Regions from separate parts of the Homo sapiens genome. Here region 2 is linked to region 1. The links are chromatin contacts, found by POLR2A ChIA-PET in ENCODE. All regions are on one chromosome and are shown on one strand. Each heading gives the region's core, a stretch centred on a gene start or an enhancer-like site at or near the end of the contact. The rest is flanking DNA. Distances are from core to core; before and after follow the strand shown.

Region 1 (7,734 bases), core at 3,267-5,766:
TCCAGACAGGAGTCACCGTGCCTGGCCCTTAATTTTCTGAAGAATAAATTTTTATTTAATATAATATCTAATTTATAGAAGAGTTGTAAGTCTAGTTCAAGGAACTCCTGGATGTCTTTTAAACCACATTATCTATTTGGTTCATATTTTGTCCTCTTTGCTTTAGCAATCTCCCTGACCCATACATATGCATATTATTTTTCTGAATTATTTAAGAGTAAATTGGTGATACTGTGTCTTTTTTTATTTTTTTTCTTTGAGACAGGGCCTTGCTCTGTCGCCCAGGCTGGAGTGCAGTGGCAGGATCATGGTTCACTTGTAGCCTCCATCTCCCAGGCTCAAGGGATCCTCCCACCTTAGCCTCCTGAGTAGCTGGGACTACAGGCACAGGCTACCATGCCTGGCTAATTTTTTTGATCTTTAGTAAAGACAGGCAACACTTTGTTGCCCAGGCTGCTTCTGAACTTAACTCAAAGGATCCTCCTGCCTTGGCCTTTCAAAGTTCTGGAATTACAGGCGTGAGCCACAATGCCCGGCTGCCTCTTCTAAATAATTTGGTGTTCATCTCCTAAGAGCAAGGACACTCTCTTATCTATGTGTTGTTGCTTTGGGTGATGAAACAAATGGTCTGTAATCACAGAATATGTATCCCCTTAATGAATATTCCTCACCTTCATGATTATAATGATTGTGATCTGTTAAAACACAATTTTTTTTTTTTGAGACGGAGTCTCGCTCTGTCGCCCAGGCTGGAGTGCTGGAGTGCAGTGGCACGATATCGGCTCACTGCAAGCTCCGCCTCCTGGGTTCACGCCATTCTCCTGCCTCAGCCTCCTGAGTAGCTGGGACTACAGGCGCCTGCCACTGTGCCCGGCTAATTTTTTGTATTTTTTAGTAGAGACGGTGTTTCACAGTGTTAGCCAGGATGGTCTCAATCTCCTGACCTCGTGATCTGCCCACATTGGCCTCCCAGAGTGCTGGGATTACAGGTGTGAGCCACCACACCCAGCCTAAAATACAATTTTAAGTAAACATTGCAAGGTGACCACACAGTAGGTGCTCAGTCAAGGTTTGATTACACAGCTGACTCACTCTGTGTAATCCCTTCCTTCTCTGGGCCTCAGTCTCATCTGAAATGGGGCCCCCAGTTCTCCTTGCCTCACATCCTCATGGGTGGCAGTGAGGCTTAGGTGAGATGATGAATTTGATCAATGCACTTTTAAAATTGTAAAGAAAGGCTGGACGGCAGTAGCCTGTAATCCCATCACTTTGGGAGGCCAAGGCGGGTGGATCATGAGGTCAGGAGTTCCAGACCAGCCTGGCCAATGTGGTGAAAACCTGTCTCTAGTCAAAAACAAACAAACAAACAAACAAAATTTAGCCAGGCATGGTGGCACATGCCTGTAATCCCAGCTACTCACGAGGCTGAGGCAGGAGAATTGCTTGAACTTGGGAGGCGGAAGTTGCAGTGAGCTGAGATCACACCACTGCACTCCAGCCTGGGTGGCAGAGCAAGACTCTGTCTCAAAAAAAGAACTGTAAAGAAGTTCTGTGGGGGCCGGGCGTGGTGGCTCATGCCTGTAATCCCAGCACTTTGGGAGGCCGAGGTGGGCGGATCACGAGGTCAGGAGATCGAGACCATCCTGGCTAACACGGTGAAACCCTGTCTCTACTAAAAATACAAAAAAATTAGCCAGGCGTGGTGGTGGGCGCCTGTGGTCCCACCTAATCGGGAGGCTGAGGCAGGAGAATGGTGTGAACCCGGGAGGCGGAGCTTGCAGTGAGCCAAAATTGAGCCATTGCACACCAGCCTGGGCAACAGAATGAGACTCTGTTTCAAAAAAAAAAAAAGAAGTTCTATGCCCTGGGGAGATATCAGGCCATTTTTCTACCCATTCTCCCAACATTCCTGCTCCTTCCCAAGTGATGGGACTGAGACAACCTGCTCACCCAACCTTCTGCTTTTTCTTCCTGGGTTTAGGTGGTCCCAGAAAATCCAGCCCTTTGGCATCTGAACTGGGCCTCCCCGGAGTTCCCACTGGTGGCACAGGCATCCTCTGCCACAATTCAGGACACAGGGTTTAGCTGTGGGTTCCTAGCTTAGGGTTCAGACACAGAGGCCCAGGAGCCCTCCCCATAGACCTGTTTATTTATTTTATTTTTATTTTTATTTTTATGAGATGGAGTCTCCCTCTGTTGCCCAGGCTGGAGTGCAGTGGAGTGATCTCGGCTCACTGCAACCTCCACATCCCAGGTTCAAGCTATTCTCCTGCCTCAGCCTCCCGAGTAGCTGAGATTACAGGCGCCCGCCACTACGCCCGGCTAATTTTTTGTATTTTTAGTAGAGATGGGGTTTCGCCATGTTGGCCAGGCTGGTCTCGAACTCCCGACCTTGTGATTTGCCTGCCTCAGCCTCCCAAAGTGCTGGGATTACAGGCGTGGGCCACCACGCCCAGCTTCAGGCCTGTTTATATATGCTGTTTTCTTTCCAACAACAATATGCCCCAGGCTGGGCATGGTGGCTCATGCTTGTAATCCCAGCACTTTGGGAGGCTGAGGTGGGTAGATCACCTGAGGTCAGGAGTTCCACACCAGCCTGGCCAACATGGCGAAACCCCGTCTCTACTAAAAATACAAAAAATTAGCCGGGCATGGTGGCAGGCGCTTGTAATCCGAGCTACTTGGGAGGCTGAGGCAGGAGACTGAACCCAGGAGGCAGAGGTTGCAGTGAGCCGAGATCGCGCCATTGCACTCAGCCTGGGTGACAGATTGAGACTCTGTCTCAAAACAAAACAAAACAAAACAAAACAAAACAAAACAAAAGATGTGCCCCAGATGGTGGAGACAAGCTACAGGCCCTCTCCAGAGAGACCCCCTTCTTCCTGCACCAATGGACTGGACACCAATTTGTATGTTTGTGCCAGAAAGCCAAGGAGTCCTGCTGTTCATTCACAAGAGGCCCTGCTGGGCGCCAGGCAGGGCGCTGAGCTGAGCCCATTTCTCTCTGGTATCTCCCTAGCCTCTCCCCAAGCTCTTAGGTAGAATAAGATCCAGTAAGTATAGACACTTTTGCGGCATCCAAAGAATTAACCCTTCACTCATTTACTCACCTGGTAAGAGATACAGGGAGAAAGCTGTGGAGTAACTCAGGGAGCTGGAGCCCATAAGGCAGGAAACCCATGCCCATTCATTCAACAAACTTGTATTGAGCTCCTTTTTGATGCATCCCCCATCCACTATAAGCACTTGGAGACCCACACAGATGTGGTTTCTGCTCCCATAGTGTGTGTGTGTGTGTGTGTGTGTGTGTGTGTGTGTGTGTGTGTGTGTGTAGGGGAATGTAAACAGGAAAACAGATATGCAAAACAATTTCAGATCGCGGTAAGTGCTAGGAACAGAATGAAATAGGATAGGAGTGATGGACAGGGGAGACTTCAGGTGGAGTCATCGGGAAAAGCCTCTCCATAAAGTGACCTTCTGGGAGAAAACCGAGGGGTAAGAATCTGGTCCTGCAAAGATCTGGGCAAGAAATGTCCAGGTGTAGGGAACAGCGAGGTCAAAGTCACCATCACAAGGAAACGCTTGGTGTATTGAGGAGCAGCAGAGAAGTTGGAGTGAAGGCAGAGAGGGGTTAAGGTAGCATATACCTTGAAAGGGGAGGCTCCTATAGGGGCTTACAGGCGATATAAATCATTCATTCATTCAACACATATTTATTGAGCATCTACTGAGATCCTGTCCTTAGTTTACTGCGTGGAGACAGACCACAAGCAGGTAAACAAGCAAATATGTAAGTCCCAGGTCAGATAAATTTTAGGAAGTGCTGTTTTCCAGTGGTTCAATGGTCATCCCAGGGCAGAGGTGGGGAGACCTGCTGAGGGCGGCTTCTCCCTCAGTCAGTCCATGCCTGCAGGGTCTGGAACCCAGGTAGCCAGAGACCCGCTGGTCTTCTTTCCCCTCCCCTGCCCTCCCCTCCCTTCAAGATGGCTGACAAAGGCCGGGCTGGGTGGAAGGAAGGGAGGAAGGGCGAGGCAGAGGGTCCAAAGCAGGATGACAGGCAGGGGCACCGCGGCGCCCCGGTGGCACTGCGGCTGGAGGTGGGGGTTAAAGCGGAGACTCTGGTGCTGTGTGACTACAGTGGGGGCCCTGCCCTCTCTGAGCCCCCGCCTCCAGGCCTGTGTGTGTGTCTCCGTTCGGGTTGAAAGGAGCCCGGGAAAAAGGCCCCAGAAGGAGTCTGGTTTTGGACGTCTGACCCCACCCCTCCCGCTTAGGGCTTCTGATCCCCCAGGGTGATTTCACTGGCCCGGGGTTGGGAGGGCAGGGGGCCAGGGGGCGGAGCCCGCGGAGAGGGGCGGAGGGGAGGCTCCGAGCGATTTCAAATTTCCCTCGTCCCCGCCCCCCCGTTCCCCCCGCGCCCGGGCGGGGATCTGAGTGGCTGCGGCGGGGGCACCCCCGGGCGGGGGCGGGGCAAGAGCCGGGCCGGGGCTACAAGGGGAGTCGGCACCGCCCCCTCCCCACCCACTCCCGCTGCCCCGTCCGGCCCGCGCCGCTTCCTCGCAGCAGCTGCTCCCGGCTCCGCGGCCGCAGCCCGCGTGGACGCTCCGAGCGCCCCCCGACGGACGGGACCGGCTCCCTGGCGGTCGGGCGAGCGGGCGGCAACGCTGCCCGGCCGGCAGCGCTGGGGTTAAGTGGCCCAAGTAAACCTAGCTCGGCGATCGGCGCCGGAGATTCGCGAGCCCAGCGCCCTGCACGGCCGCCAGCCGGCCTCCCGCCAGCCAGCCCCGACCCGCGGCTCCGCCGCCCAGCCGCGCCCCAGCCAGCCCTGCGGCAGGTGAGCGCCCCGGGGCCCCGGGGAGGCTCGGCCGCCAGCTGCTTCGAGGGCTGCTAGGGGAGGGGACGGCGGGGGCTCCCGAAGCTGCCGGGGAGAGACCCTCTCCAGGGACCTCCCGAGGAGGGGCTCTCGCCGGGTTGGAGACCCGGCTGGGTTTGCGGGGTGAGGAAACGTCCACGGACCCTGCTTGGGGTGGAACGGGGACAGCGGGTGGGACGCGGGGGACATACGTCTGACGGGGACCGGAGATACTAGAGGAAGGGACGCGTCTGCTGCCTCCAGGAGCCCGAAGAGGAGAGAAGCTTGCTCGCAGGGAGGGGGACGCGCTGGCTTCCCGGGGTCCAGACTCGAGGAGGAGGAGGTGCCCGTCGAGAGCATGAACAGGGGCTTTGCTCATGGGCAGGGGGTGTAATTACCTGGCCTCTGCCTTGGGAAAAGTTAAGGGGCAGAGGAGGTGAGGAGGGGTTTCTGCCATGCAGGTGGGCGTCCGCCCCTTGCAACTGGGATGTGGGGTCTTCAGGCGAGGCGCTGTCCCTTCCCCCAATCCCAGCTTTAGGAAAGAGCTCGTGAGTGTGGGCTTAGACTCGCGCGGGCTGGGGTGTGCGCCGTGGAGGGCGTGAGGCAGAGGGCGACCTCCCGGGGTGCTCCTGAGCTGAGCCATCAAGCGCGGGGAGCAGCGGGGCTGCCCTCTGCCTGTGCACACCTGGCCCGGGAGGAGCCGGCCGGAGGGGCGGCGCCTCCCTGTCCCGGCCACGCCGCCTACCCTGGGGTCTTACCTTCCATTCTTAGCCTAACTCCCGTGTGCGGCTGGCCCCACTTCCCAGACTCGCACACTAAGGCCTCAAAACCTCTAGCACCAGCTCCTGGAAGATAAGCTTCCCGGCTCGTGGTTGCATGGGGAGGGTGTATTGAGCTCCACTTTATCGGGGAGAAAGTGGAAGCGGAGAAAGACCTAACAAGTTGTAAGACTGCGCTGCCCTTGGGCCCAGGCTTCCCGCTGGAGGATCTCACCTGTGGATGGAGTTCCGAGCCCAGGTCTTGCCCGCGCCTCCAGCTTTCCCTGCTCCCTTTTCCTCCCCTGGTCTAGGAGAGAGGCTCGCTGGGCCTCCGTGTTTCCACCCTCCCCCGAAGCTGGGAAGTGTTTGAATTAAAGGGAATTAAGGGCAGAGTATGAACTTTGAGTTGCCTCCTGAGTTCTGGATGCGGTGGGTTGTGGCAGACGGGTGGCAGTTTTTGGGAAACAGCTGTTATCTCCTCTACCAGGCCTGCTGGGGCTTCTTGTTCACCCACCTTGGAAACGCCAGGTGCGGACTTGATTTTTCCAGAGTTGAGATGATGGTACTTAGTTTATAGGGTTGGTATACAGTAAGCACTCAATACATGTTTGCCATTGTTGGAATCACTAGCTAGCACACGGGCTAAGCAAGCTTCCTTCCTTAAGGAAGCATAGTTCTTAGTTCATCATGTGTTTAAACCCTGTCTCGCCAAGTTCATTGCTCTCCGTGCCTTAATTATTACATCTGTGAATTAGCAATAGTCCTACTAATAGGGTTGTGTAAGGATGAAACCAGTCTTATGCGTGAATTAACCTCTTCAGCCCTTGATCTTCCTCAGATGTTTAGGCATAATAGCCTCTACCACATTGGGCCTGGGTAAAGAGGCAGTGGGATAGTGCCTGTGTAGGGTCAGCACATGGTGAGTGTTGATGTCTGTACTTAATAACGAATAGCCCCTCATTTTAGGGTGGCCATTCCTGAGATTTGGGGATGGAGGGAGGCACCCCTGCCAGCCTCTCCTTTTCCTGCCTTCATGAAGGCAGCTCTGAAAGCTTTTCTCAATCATTGTCCACGATTAGGGAGTTGGCAGGAAGAACCGCCTTTGTTCCCTTTCGAACGGAGTCTTGGTTTTGTTTTATAAGGGTTGGGGCCGTTTTTAAAGCCCTCCCGGCCACGCATGGGGGCCTACTGCAAAGGTGTAATTGCAGAACTAAGTGAGATCCTTTACCTTTTCCCATTGGGGTGGAGAGTGCTGAGACAAAGGGACAAGGACTGGGGCCAGTGGCATCCTGCTCTTAAAGTCATAGACATAACCCCCACCCCTTGCAAAGGATGGGGGGAGGGGAAGACGGTAGCTGGGAGCTGCAGGGGTCTAAGGGAGGAGCAAGGGAGGTGGGGTTGAGAGGCTGCTTCCTTCCCTTCCTCCAGCCACGTGGGGCCTGTGATCCAGAGGCGCCTGTCGCCCCTCATTATTGCAGCCCCATGGACCTGCTGCCAGTGGGGGCTTGGGCAAGTTCTTCAAGGAAAACTTACCTTGGGATTCCTTTTCCTAGACCAGCTCTTATGCCGGCTGCCTCACCTCCAGGCTCAGACGCCTTTTCCAGTTTCAGCTAAATGTGAAACTTTTCAGAGGTATGAGGTTGTGTGCTCTTCCTCACACACCAGTCCTTAGCCCAGGCACATACTACTAATTGAGTGGAGTTTTTTCTTTTAAATCATGAATTTTCAGGATGATTTCCAGTTTCACGGAGGACCAGGGCTGGTGAAGTATGGAATTCATTTCATGTGCAGGCCACTCTTGTAAAAAGAGACTGAGCAGATATGTCTCCCCTTTGTTGGGGGGCTCATGTTCTCACTGGGACCCTTTTACAGGTGATAGAACTGAGGCTCTGGAAGATACAGGTACTATTACGTCTTGGTGGTGAGCATTTTCTTTCTCTTTTTTTCTTTCTTTTTTTTTTTTTTGAGACAGTTTTGCTTTGTCACCCAGGCTGGAGTGCAGTGGTGTGATCTCAGCTCACTGCAACCTCTGCCTCCCGGGTTCAAGCAATTCTCCTGCCTCAACCTTCCGAGTAGCTGGGATTACATGCGCACACCACCACGCCTGGCTAATTTTTGTATTTTTAA
Region 2 (7,734 bases), core at 3,368-5,867, about 18 Mb after region 1:
ACCCTATGAAGTATCAATCTCTACTTTCTCCTTTACAAAACAGCTTTATCTTCCTTATTAAGTTGCAATTTTCAAAATAAAATTTGTAGCCAGCATCATCTTATTTAATCAATAAACTTGAGTATTTTAGTTTTCAAAATACTAACTTTTTAATACTTTCAAAACGTGTAAGTAGTTACAAGGAAAGCAACAACTTCACATAGTATGCCTTATATACCTATACTTTTAATAATCAAATATAAATAATAAGCCATTTTTGCCTGATAAAAGCCTACTGGTTGGTTACTTGCAAGTGGTACCAAAACCATCTGTTCAAGGTTGTGAAGTTCTTATTTTAATATAAATAGTATTAAAACTCTTCCTGCACTCTGGTATAAGGAGAAAAAGATAAACTTAAGCAAAGCAAAGCAAATTCACAGTGGGCATGTATAAAATCAATGACTTCCAAGGTTGGAAGGGCCAAGGGTCATTAAGAGATTTTCAGCCCAATCTCCTATATTTTCTATACAGGAACTATAAAAACCAAAATCAAAGAGGTTAGTTTCAATATATAGCTCCTAATAAGCTAGTCTCAGGAAATTTTTCAACAAAGGCCAAGATAAAAAAGGAATTTCTACTTAAAGTTCAGTTAAACAGAATACCCATTCCCCACACTCTAGTTAATTGAACCTTTTACTATACTTTAATGAAGTATATAGTTTACCTACTATAAATTCCAGTCTTCAAGCCCAATTGTTTCACTTTTTTTTTTTTTTTGGTAGAGACAGGGTCTCATTATGTTGCCCAAGCTGGTCTTGAACTCCTGGCCTCAAGTGATTCTCCTGCCTCAGCCTCCCAAAGTTTTGGGATTACAGGCGTAAGCCACCTCACCTGGCCTCACCTTATTTTTTGAGTGTTAAAACCAAGAAACCTTTGAAACAGTAGAATACATGCTTTCTAAGAGCTCACAGCAAGTTTTCCTTTAAGGGAAAATGGCTGTTACCACTTAGGACATCATTCAACACTGTATCCCATTCGCTAAATCAAACAAAAGCCCCTCAACAAACTTCATTTCAAACATTCCGTCAAATAAGTTGTCTTCAAATTATATGGTCATTTTCAGAACTTAAATAACTGCATATAAAACACCAAATAAAGATAAAAACTATACCTGCCTACAAATACTATACAGTATTTAAAAATTTAAATAATCCCATTTAAATATGTGATTTTTCACAATGACTAAGAAATTGTAGAAGCAATGTCTCTAGTCAAATACCTGTACCAAAGGGCCTCCTTTTCACTCACCAAAATGTTACCTGGTAGCAATTCTCCAATGAAAAATTCTCCTGTTAAGCACCAACTGGTTAACTAGGTATCAAAGAATACACCCATTCAGTTCTCCATAAACTTATCTTGGTGTATTTATGTAACATACAAAGTCTTAAAGGTACCCACAAACATCAACCACTGTCAATCTTTGGTAGCAAGAACAAGTTCATGGAAAACCATGTTTTCATCAGACATTTAAGGCTTTTAGAAGCTTAGCAACTCTAGAGATTGGGTTATCAAAGTAATAGTAACTGAATACTTATACTTTATACAAAGGGGTGTAGAATGCAAATGATTACAATATTAGCATCTGTAAAAATTTCTCTTAAAAAAGCTGTAAGTAATTTCTTATGTTAATAAGTGTTCAGAACCCACTACTGCAACCAGCTCTAACCGGTTCCTTGAGGAATGTGGCTAGGCTGAAATTTTGGAAGTGTTGGTTTTGGTGGTGACCAAGGAGAAGGAAGTCTCTGGCTTCCCTGTTGCTGCAGTTCCCACCCTCCAAAATGAATATACCCACCGGTGTGAATTGACAATGTGGTCCAAAGAGCAAGGCAGGAAACGGAGTCCAGATCCTCAAAATGGTAGTACAGGGCATAACCACTAGGCCACCTATCAGTTCAGTACAAAAAGTACAACCCTGCGCATCATGGTGTAAAAGCTGGGGCCTAGGTTTCGCATTGTGCATCTCACACCTATGGAAATAACAAGAGGAGTAAAATCTATGGAAATCAACACACCCTAAGAAGGTGGGTGCTCACAGAAGACTGGTATCAACATTTTTGTAAAGGTGGTTGGCTGCTGAGATAATGAATGGCAATTACAAGTCCAAATTTGGAGGGAAACGAAATTTTTACAATCAACACTTGAGTTCGACAATGAAGAACCCAACATGGGCTTGATGTTTACCAACAAGGCTTTGCAAATCATGACACCCATCTACACACTTAATCCAACATCTCTCAAGAATGATTTTTAACTCTCAAAGAATTGGAAAGATTTGGCCTATGAAGAAGGGAGTTAACCAGCTATGCCCCCAAACCTGTTACTTTGTTTCAAACCTTCTCCTTTACCACCAGACTTAGGAAAGATATGGTGACACATTCAAAACTTGAGGTGGAAGAACTCCAGAGGAAGGGAATCCGAACCAAGGATGTGCCAAGGTGATTCGTCAAGAACAAATATGGACTGGGGGCCAACAGTTTTGAAAAAGTAAAAGGAGAAAACTTCTAAAATGCAGGGTGGGCTCTTTAAAAGAAGTAAAATCACTGCTCTTGACTCACTTAATCCTTCGCCATGTTGCTGTCAGCTCACCAACTAAGAGTGCGAGTGTGTCTTGCTGGGCCCATTTTCCCATGGTCTGTAGAAGGCGCTGTGAAGCACATCCTGTTCTAGCTCGGGGGCCCTTCCCCCCTCTGCAGCCTTACCCAGTGCAGAGAATGCGCCCCCTACTGACTCCAACACTCATCGCCTTTAGCCGACTTGGCTGCGGTGCATTTTGGGTGGGGGCTGGTATTTTCTCCATGGCCATAAACCAGAAGCAACAATGCAGATTTCTAAAGAAACTGTATCAAGCTATCCAAGAGATTTTTTTTTTTTTCATTCTGAAGGTTCAAGATACAGGCACAAGAAGCATCAGGGATGGGAACTGGGTGTGTGGGGATGGACATCATTAACATGACAAACACAGAAACAGTTTGGTTCTTTTTCCCTCCTAAGCCTTTGTCTGTGAAATGGGGTTATGGCAAGAAGTGTCCAGAGTAACTGGTAAATTCAAGAAGATTAAGAAGACTTCGTGTGTGGGGGGTGTGTGTGTGTGGCTAAAAAGGATATCAGACCTAGAGTCTTGGTCTTGGGCAGAAGAGGAAGAGAAGCAATCGCGCCTTTTCCAGCAGACAGGGATCAAGGTTGGGGGGGAGGGGAAGGCAGGCAGGCCTCCCAGAGGAAAGAAGAGGTGAATACGAGTGTGTTCACAAAACTACTCCCCATTCATTACATTAAAAAAAAATCTTTTTGCAGCTCTCTGGATTTCCATTTTCTACCACCTTACTGCAAAGTTGGGGCTCAGAATGTTCGAAAGAGGTGCTGACCAGGCAGCTGAGATTGGGGAAAAGGGATGGTGGTGAACTGTGGTCAGGATAAGAGGAAAGCTGGCAGGTTGGGGAAGAAGGATTGCACAGGGGAGGCAAAGACTCACTCCATGCCATGCATGCTCCCCGCCCCCCCCAACCCCGTCCCCCCTCCCCCAGGTAAGGGTGGGCAGACCTGGCAGAAGGCTGGTTCAAGGCATGGGGGTGTGCGTGGGGGGGCTCCTTTTGGGGGTGGGGGGCGGACGGGATTAGTTCCAGGATGGGAGAAGCTCGGTTCTGGCTGGGGGAGATGCCCTTAGCTGCAAAAGCTCCGGGCGGCCAGGCAGAGTGCTGGCCTCGGTGGGCTCACAGGGCGGAGAAGGGGGTCGGGCTGCAGGAGGAGGCGCCTGGACCTCCGGAGCAGAGTCGGGTAGCGGTCCGTGCCGGGACGGGGGACCCGTCGGCGCCGGGGTGTGCAAAGGAGCGTGTGTGCGGCTGGAGGGCGGCGATGCGAACAACAATGCGCCCGCGCCCGGGGCCAGGCTGCACTGGCGGCCGCGCGGGCCGGGGTCGGGAAGCCAGGCAGGGCAGGGCCGCGGGTCCGCGCGCGGCGGCGCCGGGCTTACCTTGACTCGGCCTCGAGGCGCGCGCGGGGCCGGCGTGCTCGGGGGCCGGACAGCGGCGGCGGCGGCGGGCGGATGGCGGCGGCACGGCGGTGGCGGCAGCGGGGAGGGCGCGCCCGGGGCCTCGTCGCGCTCCGGCTCGGCGGACTCCGGCTCGCGCCGCGGCCGCGGGTGCTGCCGGGGGGCGCGGCGGGCGCAGCAGAGCGGCGGGCGGCGGCGGCGTCGTCGAGCGGTGCAGACAAAGGAGGGGCGGAGGGAGGAGACGGAGGGTGTGGGAGAGGCGGCTTCACCGGCGCGGGCGGCGGCGGCCGCGCTCCTCTCGCTCCTCAGCAGCGGGGACCGAGAGAGGGAGCTGTGTCTGAGAAGACGCCAAAATCCCCCTTAGCGCTGCCTGCGGGAGGGGGAGGGGGCACAAGATGGCGGCGGCCGGGGGGGGGGGGGCGGGAGTTCAGCTCATGGATCCCGGCGGGCGGCGGAGGGGAGACCGGGCCGGCGGAGGCGGCGGCGGCAACGGGCGGGGGAGGGGGCTGATCCCGCGTCTCCCCTCAGCAGACAATACAAGCGCCTCGGACCGAGTCCCCGAACCTGCCCTAGCCAAAATGGCGGCCGAGAAAGAGCGGAAGTGACGTAAGTGCCTCATTAGCATAAGAGGACTCATTGTCCAGCTAAATAGGGGGGGGCAGTGGGGACAGCACCCCTAACCCCCTTTTCCCCAGGGGGGGTTCCTCTTACTCCCACCCCTGCTTGCACCTAACTTTTCCTGAGGGAGGGTGCTCTCAGCACCCCCACCCCCGCTTGAGGGAAATTATATAATCCCCACTGAGGGGGGAGCTCTCGCGAGAACCAGGCGGATTTGCCATTGACCCACTAGGAGGCGCCGCGGATAATGGCCGCAGTGCGCTCCCGGGGCCCGTGTGCTCGGCGGGCGCCTTCCTCTGGCCGCAGCGCCGGCGGCGGAGGCAGAAGCAGCGGGCCGCAGCACGCCCAGCACTCAGTCAGGTGGCCGTGCTGGGGATCCCTGCGCGGGCCCAGCTGGGCCTGGACTACATCTGGCGGGAGGGGTGTGCGGGGCGGCCTGGGGCGGCTCCACGTGCTCAGATGCCCGCGCTTCCACGGCTGAGAAGCGGCGGGAAGGCGCCGGGACACCTGGCCGGTCGCCCCTGACGCCTCCTGCCTTAAATGAGGTGTGAGGGCCTCGTGCTTCACACAGCGACTTGAGATGAGACACAACCCCATGGATGCCTTAGCCCTTCCTGGTGGGGTATTCGGTGCAGAGGGGCCGAGATTTTATTAAGGTCCGCCGTTACCCTGTGACTTGACATTCTTCCCAGTCACAGTGATGGACTCTTCTCTGACCTGAATAAAAAAAAAAATGGGAATCCTAGTGCCTTGAGGCCACCCAACTGGTGAAACTTAAGGATGAGAAGTGATGTTGCCAATAGGGGCATTGGCTCTCTGCAAGATCCTTAAACAACACACTTTGTAGTCCTAGGGACATAGCTTTTGGTGCTCCCACAATCTGGGTAGCATAAGACAGCACATGGTTGCTTTGTAAATTTAGGTCAATCCCAACCAATACATTATCTCCTCAACATTTTTGAACCAACCTTTTAAAGTAGGTTGTTCAAAGTAACATTATGATTTAAAGTATCATTGGTTGGTTAAATGTATTGACAAGTAATAGATGTCAATAGTGAGGAATTAACCAAGCCTGTTTCCTTAATATGTGATCTTTAGGTAAATACACCTGTCTTTTGCTGTTTCTTTACATTTCAAGTTAACATAGTTTCAAGCCATACTTAACATCCGAAAATAATCTGAGTTCGCTGCAAGTAGTATAAATTGTGGTTACACATAGCTGTTCAACATCTAAGACTTCAGTTAGCCCTGTTTAACAAACTTTTATACAACACATTTCTGCAATTGTGATAAAATGTATCTTTAAAAGCCAAGTCAGTATTTCAAGGGAAAACAGCTGAAAAAAGTCGTGGAAAAAGGGGTTGGGGCAAAGCATTTGATTCAGAAAACTAAAGAATCTAATTACACACTGCAGAAGACAGATAAAAACTAATATGAAATAAGCAAAGTAAGTTTAAGTTTAGTTTTTCTTAGATATACTTAGATTCCATATAGTGATAATACAAATACAAGGGAAAACATCTGGATTTCATCTTTGGCCTCATTTACAAAGCAAAATGGGATGCTGGATTCAGATGTAAATATTTAATTTTACAGTGTTTAAGCACCAGATTTACTACAAAAATGCATCTAAATATTCCAGATTCTTTTCTAAATGACTTCCAAATGCTATGAGTCTTCACTGCTCAAATACTCTATGGTAAATTCCAAGAGTGACAGTGTTGTGATAATGATTGTGTGAATAACTAAAAAGATTTAAAAGGCAAACATTATCTACTCTAGTGAGTATCTGAGAAGGCAGTACTATCTATATTAGGTTCTCTAAGGTTGTTACTTAATTTCTGCTCCACATACTTGACACTGAGAACTCAACTTTGAGTTTAGGTTAAGAAAAAATAAATTCTAACCACTCCAAAAAAACTGAGAATATTACATTTCTATTATCTTAGCTTAAAACTAATTTCACATCAAGCACTGATGAATTTTCTTCTTGTTATGAATGAGAGAAGTTTCTTCCCTAAGGAAAGCAGTTCCCTCACTGGCCAGCTGGACAGTTCTGGACATAAGGGAAACAGAACAAGAGTGGCCCTTATTGGAATGTGTACTATGGGTTCAACTATAGAAGCGTGGGAGGGGGTGGTTTTAATGTTCGAAATGACACCACAGGTTTTATAGTCTGGGATTCATTTCTGGTAGAATCTGTCAGAGAGAAATGCAAATGAAAAATCAGATTTTCATTTTTTTTTCTTTTAAAAAAGACAGGGTCTCACTCTGTTGTCCAGGCATGATCACAGCTCACTGCAGCCTTGACCTCCCAGACTCAAGTGAACCTCCCACCTCAGCCTCCCAAGTAGCTGGGACCACAGGTGAGTGCCACCACACCCAGCTTTTTTTATATTTTTGTAGAGACAGGATCTCCCTATGTTCCCTAGGCTGGTCTCAAATGCCTGTGCTCAAGCCATCCTCTTGCCTTGGCCTCCCAAAGTGCTGGGATTATAGACATGGGCCATTGTGCTGGGCCTCAATTTCTTCAGCAGCCAAGTTAAGCCAGGAAAATGTAGTAATTAGGAATACTGTTCAATAAATAATTTAGAGACACCTCTTACTTTTATTTCCAGAAGAAAGTCAACTTAAACTTACTTGCTCAAAGCATGCCCTTACTCAAATTTTAAAAGATACTACATGACCATAACCTATGCTACAGTTAGAAATTAACTGATCTCTTCTGAAATACCTACTTTAGAGAAAGTGGGTAAACATAATATTTGCCCTGGCTTTATTGGATAGCTTAGCCCAAATTTTAACTGGCAGAACACTTTTCTAAATGGAGAGAAGAGCTTAAGGCAGAGATTTTTCAAATTAGTAGGGATGTGAGCTTTGCTGAGGGTCTTTAAATAATATGAAAACAAGTCTTTTGAGAAAAAAATTGTTATATAATTCAGTAAGATGTTTAAAAATTACTGTAGCAGCTAAGTTTCTGCCTCAGTGTCATTAATATTTTTCCTTACTGATAGAGGTTATTGCTCAAAAGAGAAAAAAACGGCTATGTAATCAACTGCTGTCAAATTGTTTCCCAATTCACAATATGCATT

Evidence for each region. ChIA-PET counts read pairs that join two places held with the same protein, here RNA polymerase II (POLR2A).
Region 2: POLR2A ChIA-PET joins it to region 1 with 10 read pairs in Panc1. The contact joins the promoter of ADNP here to the promoter of DNMT3B in region 1. POLR2A ChIA-PET finds 5 or more read pairs at or near these places in 2 of 52 experiments (Panc1 and WTC11).

What each region holds. Positions count from the first base shown.
Region 1 is chr20:32,757,869-32,765,602 of GRCh38, forward strand. DNMT3B (DNA methyltransferase 3 beta) reads left to right here and starts at 4,517. Exons shown (of 23, transcript NM_006892.4): 1 at 4,517-4,831. RefSeq lists enhancers at 2,125-2,673, 2,674-3,221, 3,445-4,110, 3,928-3,977, 6,106-6,771 and 1 more and silencers at 4,238-4,877, 5,448-5,547.
Region 2 is chr20:50,926,820-50,934,553 of GRCh38, forward strand. It overlaps ADNP (activity dependent neuroprotector homeobox), which reads right to left and starts at 4,618. Exons shown (of 6, transcript NM_001282531.3): 1 at 4,007-4,618; 2 at 1,832-2,006. ADNP-AS1 (ADNP antisense RNA 1) reads left to right here and starts at 4,165. Exons shown (of 3, transcript NR_110009.1): 1 at 4,165-4,235; 2 at 4,556-4,630. RefSeq lists silencers at 3,837-4,016, 4,157-4,206, 4,357-4,576, 4,876-5,063, 4,927-5,106 and 2 more and enhancers at 3,447-4,237, 4,657-4,776.